Regions from separate parts of the Homo sapiens genome. Here region 1 is linked to region 2. A link is an interaction called in ENCODE POLR2A ChIA-PET data of the cell type or tissue named here. Cell type or tissue: K562. All regions are shown on one strand.

Region 1 (5,000 bases), 190 kb after region 2:
TCATAATAATTATTGTAACTTATATAATCATATGATACTATATCTATCTATCTATCTATATTTTTTTCTTTTTCTTTTTTTTTTTTTGAGACAGAGTCTCACTCTTGTCACCCAGGCTGGAGTGCAGTGGTACAATCTTGGTTCACTGCAACCTCTACCTCCCAGGTTCAGGTGATTCTCCTGCCTCAGCCTCCCGAGTAGCTGGGATTACAGGCACCAGCCACCACACCCGGCTAATTTTTATATTTTTAGTAGAGACAGGGTTTTGTCATGTTGGTCAGGCTGGTCTTGAACTCCTGACCTCAGATGATCCACCTGCCTCGGCCTCCCAAAGTGCTGGGATTAGAGGTGTGAGCCACAGCGCCTGGCCTATTTTTCTTTTGTATATTTAATTTTTAAATATAATAAAAGGCAGGGTCTCACTATGTTGCCCAGGCTGGTCTCAAACTCCTGGGATCAAGTGATCCTTTCACCTTGGCCAGAGTGCTGGGATTACAGCCGGGAGTCACGGCATCCAGCCAATATTATTATAATAATTTATAAAATTGTTCCAGGAACAAATAGTGACTGCCATCATTCTTACTATTACATGGATTGGCACATTTTCTTCCTGTCCATACTGAGGATGGAAGTGCTGAGAATGAATGCGGGAAGCTGCTGGTGAGGGCAAGAGGGCAGGGTGTGGAAGGTGCCTAGCAAGGAATGGCAGCCTGCCTTCCACCAGGGCTGGGAGGCTCAACAGCCAACAGTGAGGGCACCCGTGCTCCAGTCTGCAGGGCAGAGGGGCCCTGATGCAACCCTGCAGGGGGCAGGGGCAGACTTTGTGCAACACAGCTGAACTGGCACAGGTTCTGGGAAACAGGATTTCCCAGGGGCACCCTGGTGACTTCTGCCTTCTCTTGCCTTGCAGGCCAGTGGTTTCCAGGACCATGCCTGTGGTGAGTCCAGAAAGTGTGTGCATGCAGGCCAGGATACAGCTTTGTGTGACACAGATTTTATAAGTCAGAACTTGCATCTGTTGATTAGTTATCTTCCTCTTTGCTTTGTGATGGCATTCATGGAAAAGCCATAATTTCAGTGGACCCCACTCAGAACCTTGACCTTTGGCTCTAGTCACAGAACTTTGTTCCCCTAGGCTTCAGACCCTGCCTAGGTACTCCAGACGAGCCCTCCCAGGACCTGGAGTCTCTCCCTGCAGCCCGCACTTCTTGTTTCCTGCTCTCCCCACAGCTGCTACCTCCATCCTTGGTCCCAGACTTCCACCTCTGTCCTCTGCTTGGACCCTGCTCTCGTGCCCATCCACCTCTGGGACTTCTGCCCTTCACCTCTGAAAAAACCCTCGCCTGGCTGGGTGCAGTGGCTCACGCCTGTAATTCCAGCACTTTGGGAGGCCAAGACGGATGGATCACGAAGTCAGGAGATCGAGACCATCCTGGCTAACATGGTGAAACCCCGTCTCTACTAAAAATGCAAAAAATTAGCCAGGCATGGTGGCAGGTGCCTGTAGTCCCAGCTACTTGGGAGGCTGAGACAGGAGAATGGTGTGAACCCAGGAGGCGGAGCTTGCAGTGAGCCAAGATCACACCACTGCACTCCAGCCTGGGCGACAGAGCAAAACTCTTGTCTCAAAAAACACAAAAACAAAAACAAAAAAAAACAACAAAAAAAAACCAAAAACAAAACCCTCGCCCACTTCCCTCCCCTCCTTCCAGCCCCTTCCCCATCTCTGGATCTTTTGGATATGCTCATCTTTCTTCCTGCCTTTCCTGCCACCAGCTGAACTGTTGCATAATGAACAGCTGCCAGCAAAGATATCTAAAGCTGTGCTGCACTTTCTCAGTTAAAAGCACAAGTGGAAGGTTCATTCTTTTTTTGAGGTATTTTTACCCCTGTGGATTGGTTTGAATCAACTTAATCTGCACTGTCTGCACCTCCAGGCTAGGATGAGCCAATGTGCTCTTTTTCAGGTCCCAGATTCCAGGTGGGCAGGATATCACCAGGCCAGCTCTGTGAGAGCTGAGCGACCGCCTCCTGTCTGTACCCACCGCAGCCTCTGCACTCACCAAGCCCTGTCCCAGCAGAGGATCCCGCCTTTCACATTCAGAAGTCCCACCTCCGGCACTAGAATACACATTCCTGAAGGTTAAAGAGGACACCTCCTGCGTGTTGTGCATAAGACTCAGTGTGTTACTTTCTATGCCAATGCCCTAAGCGAGTGATTGTGAATGGAGAGACTAGGACGGCAGAAAGCTTGCCTTGCAGGAGGCACCCAGAATATTATGAGAGGAGGACCCAGAATATTATGACTGGAATAAGGAAAAATTGAATAATGCACGCCTTAGCAAAGTGGCTCTCTCTAGGCTTTTCTCAGAGTTTAACATATTATAAATTAGAATGGCATTAAAAAATAGAATCAGAATGGTTTGCACCTGATTATGATCGGCCAGGTGTTTGCCTGGATTCCATTCCTAGTCAGTCCCCGCCGGTCTAGTTAGGAACCGAGCTTTGTAGCGAGTCCTAGGCTTGGTCTTGCGTGCTCCTTGGAAGGAAGGGTGGTGGTGGGCAGGGAGGTGGATGGCTGGGTCCCCCGGGCCTTTCTCTTGGACAAGGCTGCAGCTCGTCCTCTCTCAGGCTCCAGGGCGGGGAGGGCACCTTCTTTAGCTAACAGCCTTGCTGGGAAAGTTACTGTGATCATGTAGGTAAAAACGCATTGTCAACCGCAAACTTCCAGACGAAAGTCCTGTGAAATTCTTATCGTCTGTTCTGGACAGTGGCGCGAGGGCTATTTGGAGAGTTGAACTCAGTGTGAGCCCAGCACGCCCCGCCCCAGCTGTCTCAGCTGCACCCAGGAATCCTGCGGTGGCCACTCCCCGCTCCAGCTGGCCCCGTGATGCAGAAAACATTTTTCCCCACCCATCCCAGCAACGCTCACCCTTCCTTACTAAGTCACATTTGTGCCTGACTCCCAAGAATACGCTTCACGCCCACGCATGGAATCAAGGGGGAAACCAGCAGATCCGCGCTGTGTCCCTTGCCTGGCCCGGGCACCTCTCGCGACCGCAGTCCTGTCCAGGGCGGACATCGTTCACGTTCTTACAGATGAGGGTGCCGAGTCTGGGAGAGGCCAAGAGACGTGCCCGGGCGCACATTTGGCCCCCAGCTGCTTACAGTAGAAACGGGGCCCCGGAGCTCCGCTGGGTATCTGCTCGGCAGGGCGCCCCCGCCTGCAGCTGCAGCGGACTCGGTCAGAACCTGATTCAACGGGAGGAACCACGTTGTCCAAAGCTCATTCCTGGGAGGGGAGTTCTGCCCAGGCAGACAGGGGGTCACCAGGCTTTCCTTGTCGGATGAGATTTTTCTCCCTGGGCGACCCCCACCATCCTCGCCTCCTCACCTGGCCTCTGCTGGGAGGAGCGGCTGGGTCGGCAGCTTGGGCTGGCCACTGCCTTTACCTGAGCGCCTGCGCCTGGGTCAGCCTGGCAGGCAGCAGCAGGCCAAGGAATGCCCCTGCAGGGAGGTGCGACCGGACAGCTGACGCCCGCCCTGCCTGTGCCGGCTGTTCCGAGGACGCCGGAATGTGGAGTGGGGACCCCGAGAGGGAGTACGCCTCTGCACCATCACTCGGGGGAGCGTGGGGAGCCCGCGTCCTTCACCTCCAGGGCAGGCGGAGGTCTGGGCGCAGGGCGGGCGGGAGCACGGTGCATAGCCTGACACCGCTCATTCGGGCTGAGCTGGCGCAGCTCACCTGGCTGCCAGCACCGACGCCGCATGAGCGCTCTGCGGCCACCTGCATCCAAAGAAAGCCTCGACGGCTTGCCATAGGGAAGCCCTGCGGGTCTTGAGCTCACCTTGAGGAAGCCCTGAGCAGTCAGGAGGCCGTGCCCTCCGGAAACCCTGGCAGCCCTGGTCGTCCAAGTGACAGTCTCCAGAGCTGTGGTTAAAGGAAGGGCTTGGCCGGGATCATGCCTGTCATCTAGCACTTTGGGAGGCCGAGGTAGGAGGATTACTTGAGGCCAGGAGTTCAAGACCAGCTGAGGCCAGGAGTTCAAGACCAGCCTGGGCATCACAGTGAGATCCCCATCTCTGAAATATATACATTTAAAAGAAGAGCTTCATTCACAGTTCCCTGGGAGGGAGGAAGCATTTAAAAAAAATCAATCAATTGGCCGGGCGCGGTTGCTCCTGCCTGTAATCCCAGCACTTCAGGAGGCCGAGGTGGGTGAATCACCTGAAGTCAGGAGTTTGAGATCAGCCTGGCCAACATGGTGAAACCCCATCTCTACTAAAAATACAAAAATTAACCAGGCCTGGTGGCAGGTGCCTGTAATCCCAGCTACTTGGGAGGCTGAGGCATGAGAATCGCTTGAACCCGGGAGGCGGAGGTTGCAGTGAGCCGAGATCACGCCCCTGTACTCCATACCACTGCACTCCAGCCTGGGGGATAGAGCGAGACTCTGTCTCAAAAAAAAAAAAAAAAGAAAAGAAAAGAAATCAATCAATAAAACCCTTTTCATTATAGAACATTAAAAACATACCCAAATCAGAGACTAATGAAAGCCCATGTATCCATCACCCAACTTCATCTGAAACAGATCTTAACAACTGTGCCTGTTTCTTAAAGAAAAGAAACAAAAAGGTGTATTAGTATCTGAGTTATAGTAAATGTTTTCATTCACTCTTTTCAGGAAAAAATGGGCAAATAAATGGTCAAACCTTTTGAAGATACTGTATTGAACTACTCTTAGCCCTTTCTTTCTCCTTAGTGTGAAAATTAAAGGGTGTACTTCCCAAGCATCTGTGCTTGCTATATGCCCAGCCCCATCCAGGCTCCAAGCTCTTTATTTTTATTTTTATTTAGAGATGGGGGTTTTGCTATGTTGCCTAGGCTGGCCTCCATCTCCTGGGCTCAAGTGATCCTCCCACTTCAGCTTCCCTAGTAGCTGAGACTACAAGTGCTTGCCACCACGTCCGGCCCCATTTAAAAATTAGAGTGAATATGC
Region 2 (5,000 bases):
AAGCTAGGATTAAAATTAATTTGGTTTGCAGGAAATTAAATAATAGATTACTTTCTATTAGTAAAGACCAATATAGTGGCTATAATTATAGAACACTAAAATTTTTGTCGGGCATGTTAGCTCACGTCTATAATCCCAGCACTTTGGTAGGCCAAGGCAGGAGTATCGCTGAGCCCATGAGTTTGAGACCAGCCTGGGCAACATAGCAAGACCCTGTCTCTACAAAAAATTAAAAAGTTAGCCACATGCAGTAGTGCATACCTCTGGTCCCAGCTAGTTGGGAGGCTAAGGCAGGAGGATTCCTTGAGCCCAGGAGTTCAAGTCTGCAGTGAGCTGTGACTGTGCCACTGCATTCCAGCCTGGGCAACAGAGTGAGACTCTGTCTCAAAAAAAAAAAAAAAAGAAAAAGAAAAAAAAAATACATATATGTATACACACACACACACATATATGTAGTCTTAAATTATATGTGGGGTTAAAACAAGTCAGCAAGTTTTCCAGCTTATATTACCTTAATATCTTCTCGTTTGGGGAACAAAAAAATAAAGTTAAGAAAAACATTTTGCATAGATTCTTCTAAAATACACACACACATATACACACACTCATACTTAGGATTGTTCTTTTTGTAATAGTAATACCAACAGACAAAACTCCAAAAAAGAAAATTCTAATAGTATTCTCCAGATTTCATCATCCACCTACTGCCCCTTGTGGAGAGGGAAGATCTCATATCCTTCCTGATGTCAACATCCACCTATATGCTAATGCTTCCCACATCCATCTCAAGCCCCCATCTGCGATGTCAGTATTGTATACGTCATTGCCTGCTGGGTCTCCACTGCCCTTCCTCAAAATCAACTTAGGTAAAATGAAATTCTCTTCTTCCCTCCCTTCTCCCTCACCCACTTGCCAAATCAAACACACACACCTACCCTAGCTACATACGCATGCGCGCGCACACACACACCCTAGCTACACACACACATACATACACACCCTAGCTTCACACACACACCCTAGCTTCACACACACACCCTAGCTACACACACACATGCACACACACACACTCTAGCTTCATACACACCTCCCCTAGCTACACATGTGTGCGTGCACACACACACCCTAGCTACACACACACATACACACCCTCGCTTCACACACACACCCTAGCTACACGCGCACATGCGCACACACACACTCTAGCTTCATACACACCTCCCCTAGCTACACATGCATGCGTGCACACACACACCCTAGCTACACACACATACACACCCCAGCTTCACACCCTAGCTACACACATGCACATACACACACCTGCGTGCATGCACACATACCCCCTAGCTTCTCATCTTCTGCTTGCTATCCTAGTTGCTGGCTCCATCCAAGGTAGAATCTGAGGAATTATTCTTTAATTCTCCTCTCATCGGTCTCCACTCCATTCCAAGCAATACCAATAATAATTTTGCTACTAAAGGTTTTTCAAACACTAATAACAATAAGAAATATTCATATTACTAACGTCAGTTGGTCTCTCTTTCTCACCGTCTCTTCAGTCTATCTGACTTTCTTCTTGGCTCCCCAAATTCCGTCTTGCACTCACCGCTCTTTGTAACTCCTGCTTAAAACCTTCGGAAGGCTCCCTGGCACTTACAGAATAAAATTTGCATCCCCTGATCACACGCCTGCAGACACCTCTGGTCTAATGTCACACCTTCCCTGTCTCTGGTTTATGCCTCAGCCACGCACAGCCGTTCACTCTTCCTGCACAGCCCATCGGTGCTCAGCTTGGTGCTTAGCTGTGTCTGCGGTCTGCCCCTCACGTCCTTGTCAGAGTCAGCGTGGCCTCGCTTTGTCTTAGGAAGTCTCCTGGATACCACTAGCCTGCCAGGACCCCTTCTCTGTGATTCTATCATAACCCACTCATCCCTCTGTTTCACTGGAACACTTTAACACCCTGTCATGTAATTATTCACTTATTTCTCTGTCCCACCAGAGTACATGTTCCCTGAGAGGAGGAACCATGCTGAATTTACTTTATATCACCAGTTTCTAACACTCAGTAGACACTCAAATATTTAGATAAATTCATACTAACCTATAAGAACAGTGATTTACATTTTAAAAGCATCTAGCTCAGATATCTAGACAGAGCTCCAATTCGGTAGCCACTCCCACATGTGGCTATTTAAATTTAAGTTATATTAAAATTAAATAAATGAAGAACTCAGTTTCTCAGTCATGGCACTCAAGGGCCCAGGAACCTCTGTGACCACGGCTACACAGATCACAGTCCCTTCACAGAGTTTGGTTGGGTGGCACCAATCTGCAGCTGCCAGGAACTACCTTCCTGCACCCCCACAGGCCTACTTTTAACTCCTTTTCTAGTCCTCTTTCATCACCTCATGAGGCAACACTACACAGCAAGGCATGATCAGATAAATTTGCAGCCTCTGTAACCTTCTTTGTGGTCCTCTTTTTGAAGATAAAGTGGTAATGCCCCAAATCCAAATCTTGAGATGATTTGCTAGGCACACTCTTCTTAATCAAAGAGAGGCCATTTTCATCAGTTAGAACATGAAGCAAGCAATAAATTGCCGAAAAGAGAAATGTGAGATCTGGATTCCAGCTACCTCTGACTTTTGTCACTAGCTACTGGTTTAAACCCGGATGAATCATAGTTCTTAAGTCAGTGGTGGTAGAAATCTCAAAGATTTATGGAACAGAGTGAATGATCTTAGACAAGGGTATGGAAATAAGCGTATTCCTCTCTTCCTCTTCAATCTAAAATTGATGTTTTTAAGTATAAGGGAAGAGCAAAGGTATTAAATGTGGGAATGCCTTATGTTCCTTTTTAAATATATACATAATTCCTTTTTAATATATATATTTAGAAGTTTTGAAATTCTTTTATATATATTTGAAATTCTTTTATATATATGTGTATATATATGTGTGTGTATATATGTGTGTGTGTGTGTGTGTGTATATATATATATATATATATATATTTTTTTTTTTTTTTTTTTTTTTTGGAGACAGAGTCTCGCTCTGCCAGCCAGGCTGTAGCACAATGGCCCAATCTCTGCTCACTGCAAACTCGACCTCCCAGGTTCAAGCGATTCTCCTGTCTCAGCCTCCCGAGTAACTGGGATTACAGGTGCCTGCCACCATGCTCAGCTAATTTTTTTATATTTTTATTAGAGATGGGGTTTCACCATGTTGGCCAGGCTGGTCTCAAACTCCTGACCTCAAGTGATCCACCTGCCTCAGCCTCCCAAAGAGCTGGGATTACAGGCGTGAGCCACCACGCCCAGCTGAAAACTTCTAAATGTATTCATATGTTAACATTTAGAAAACACAGATAAACCAAAGTCTTTATTTTTAATCAACTGTTTCAAGTTTTGTGTTTGTATTAATCAAAGTTTTAATAAACTTTCTATTGATGAGACAGTAGTTCTCTTTAATAGTGGTAGATGAATTGTGTTTATTCTAAAACACTATTAACATTAGCTAATTTCAGATCATCAACTGGTTAAAGCCAGCTCAGAAGAAGGTCTGTTGTAAAGCCATTTAATGAACTGACATTTATATAGACATGAATGAACACCTGGAAACTCAAACTGTGTTTCCTTACAGTGTGAATTAGTAAAGACAATTCTCCATGTGGCACCTGCCCTAGGCCCGCTCAGGGTGTACGGACTGGGTGCTGGAATGGACACTTGATCTTGCTGGCCATCAGCGTATTCTCCCTTTGATGAGAGGAGCTGATTCTGTGATTTCTAGGTCTCTTCCAGTTCCAAAACGTGGTAGTTTTGCTCCAGAAGCATGAAACTGGAAAAGATGTTGAGGAATTCTATCTATTCCTAAACCAAGATTGACTTACCTCTGGTCATATTTGCTGTCTTACAAATGGCCACAAATACAGAGACTGTTAAATACATCCCATGTCACATTACAGGGTTTTTTTTCGTTCACATTTTATAGTAATTTTTTGTTCCCTACTTTTTAGTGCATTTTTAAACTCTTCTCCTATTCTTTTCACCAACTTCTTTTTTTTTTCCAGTACCACTCCATTTTTTCCATTCAAATATTTATTGAATGCCTTCAGTAAGTACTGCAGGTACAGACAGAAATATGATGGTCTCTGCCCTTCTGTTGTTTATAATTTAAATAGAATATAAAAAACATACCTAAGAATCATTCCAAGTGCTTAGTGAGCACAGTGTCTTAGGGTATGTAGAATGTGACTGGACACTACAGAAGTCCAGAGACGGCAGAGGTCAGTTCAGTGAGTCAGTAAACACCACAGGGACTGAAAAGGCTGGAGAAGCCACGTGGAAGAGTAGTAGGATTTAGGTTTTAGAATGAGTATAAAAGACAGCAGAGGGCTTTCCATTTTGTTATGAGATGTGAGCCGGGCTGTGCCACAGCATGTTGATGTATTTCTCCCGTGCCTTCCCAATAGCAGAAATGCAGTCTTACTCAAACCTCTGCTCCTTACTGCATGTCTGGCATCTAGTGACTCTGCTGACTTGTCTAGTGAATTCCTGGCTGACGTTGCACCATGAGCAAAGACCAAGTGAAGACTCAGGGCTGTAGAAGACAGTAGAGAACAAATAAAGGGCAGTCTCAAAAAGGTTGACTTTATTCTTTTTCTTCCTGCTTCTCAGTTGTATCACCTACTTCCCCATTTTCCCTCTCCTCCTCAAATTTAATGGCTGGCTTCCAAACATGGTTTTTTGGGGGGGTTTTTTGAGATGGAGCCTCACTACATTGCCAAGGCTGGAACACAGTGGAGCGACCTCAGCTCACTGCATCCTCCGACTCCCGGGTTCAAGCAATTCTGCTTCAGCCTCCCGAGTAGCTGGGATTACAGGTGCCCACCACCACACTCAGCTAGTTTTTGTAATATTAGTAGAGATAGGGTTTCACCATGTTGGCCAGACTGGTCTCGAACTTCTGACCTCAGGTTATCTGCCCACCTCGGCCTCCCA

What was found. ChIA-PET counts read pairs that join two places held together with the same protein. Peaks named below come from ENCODE experiments on the same cell type or tissue, not always from the same donor. Only the 100,000 strongest peaks of a DNase experiment are listed, where the experiment ranks them.
Region 1: POLR2A ChIA-PET joins it to region 2 with 5 read pairs; 3 of 35 experiments call an interaction of 5 or more read pairs at or near these places.

Annotation. Positions count from the first base shown.
Region 1 is chr18:12,286,084-12,291,083 of GRCh38, reverse strand. No RefSeq gene overlaps it. Among named protein-coding and RNA genes, the nearest start is that of TUBB6, 20 kb to the left of the region's middle. RefSeq lists enhancers at 1,053-1,816, 2,067-3,060, 3,061-4,056. In K562, no CTCF peak of the experiment used is centred here; a DNase peak (open chromatin) is centred at 2,833; H3K4me3 peaks cover 1,050 bases.
Region 2 is chr18:12,474,579-12,479,578 of GRCh38, reverse strand. The region is part of intron 10 of SPIRE1 (spire type actin nucleation factor 1); the gene reads left to right. Among named protein-coding and RNA genes, the nearest start is that of PRELID3A, 69 kb to the right of the region's middle. In K562, a CTCF peak has its summit at 685; no DNase peak of the experiment used is centred here.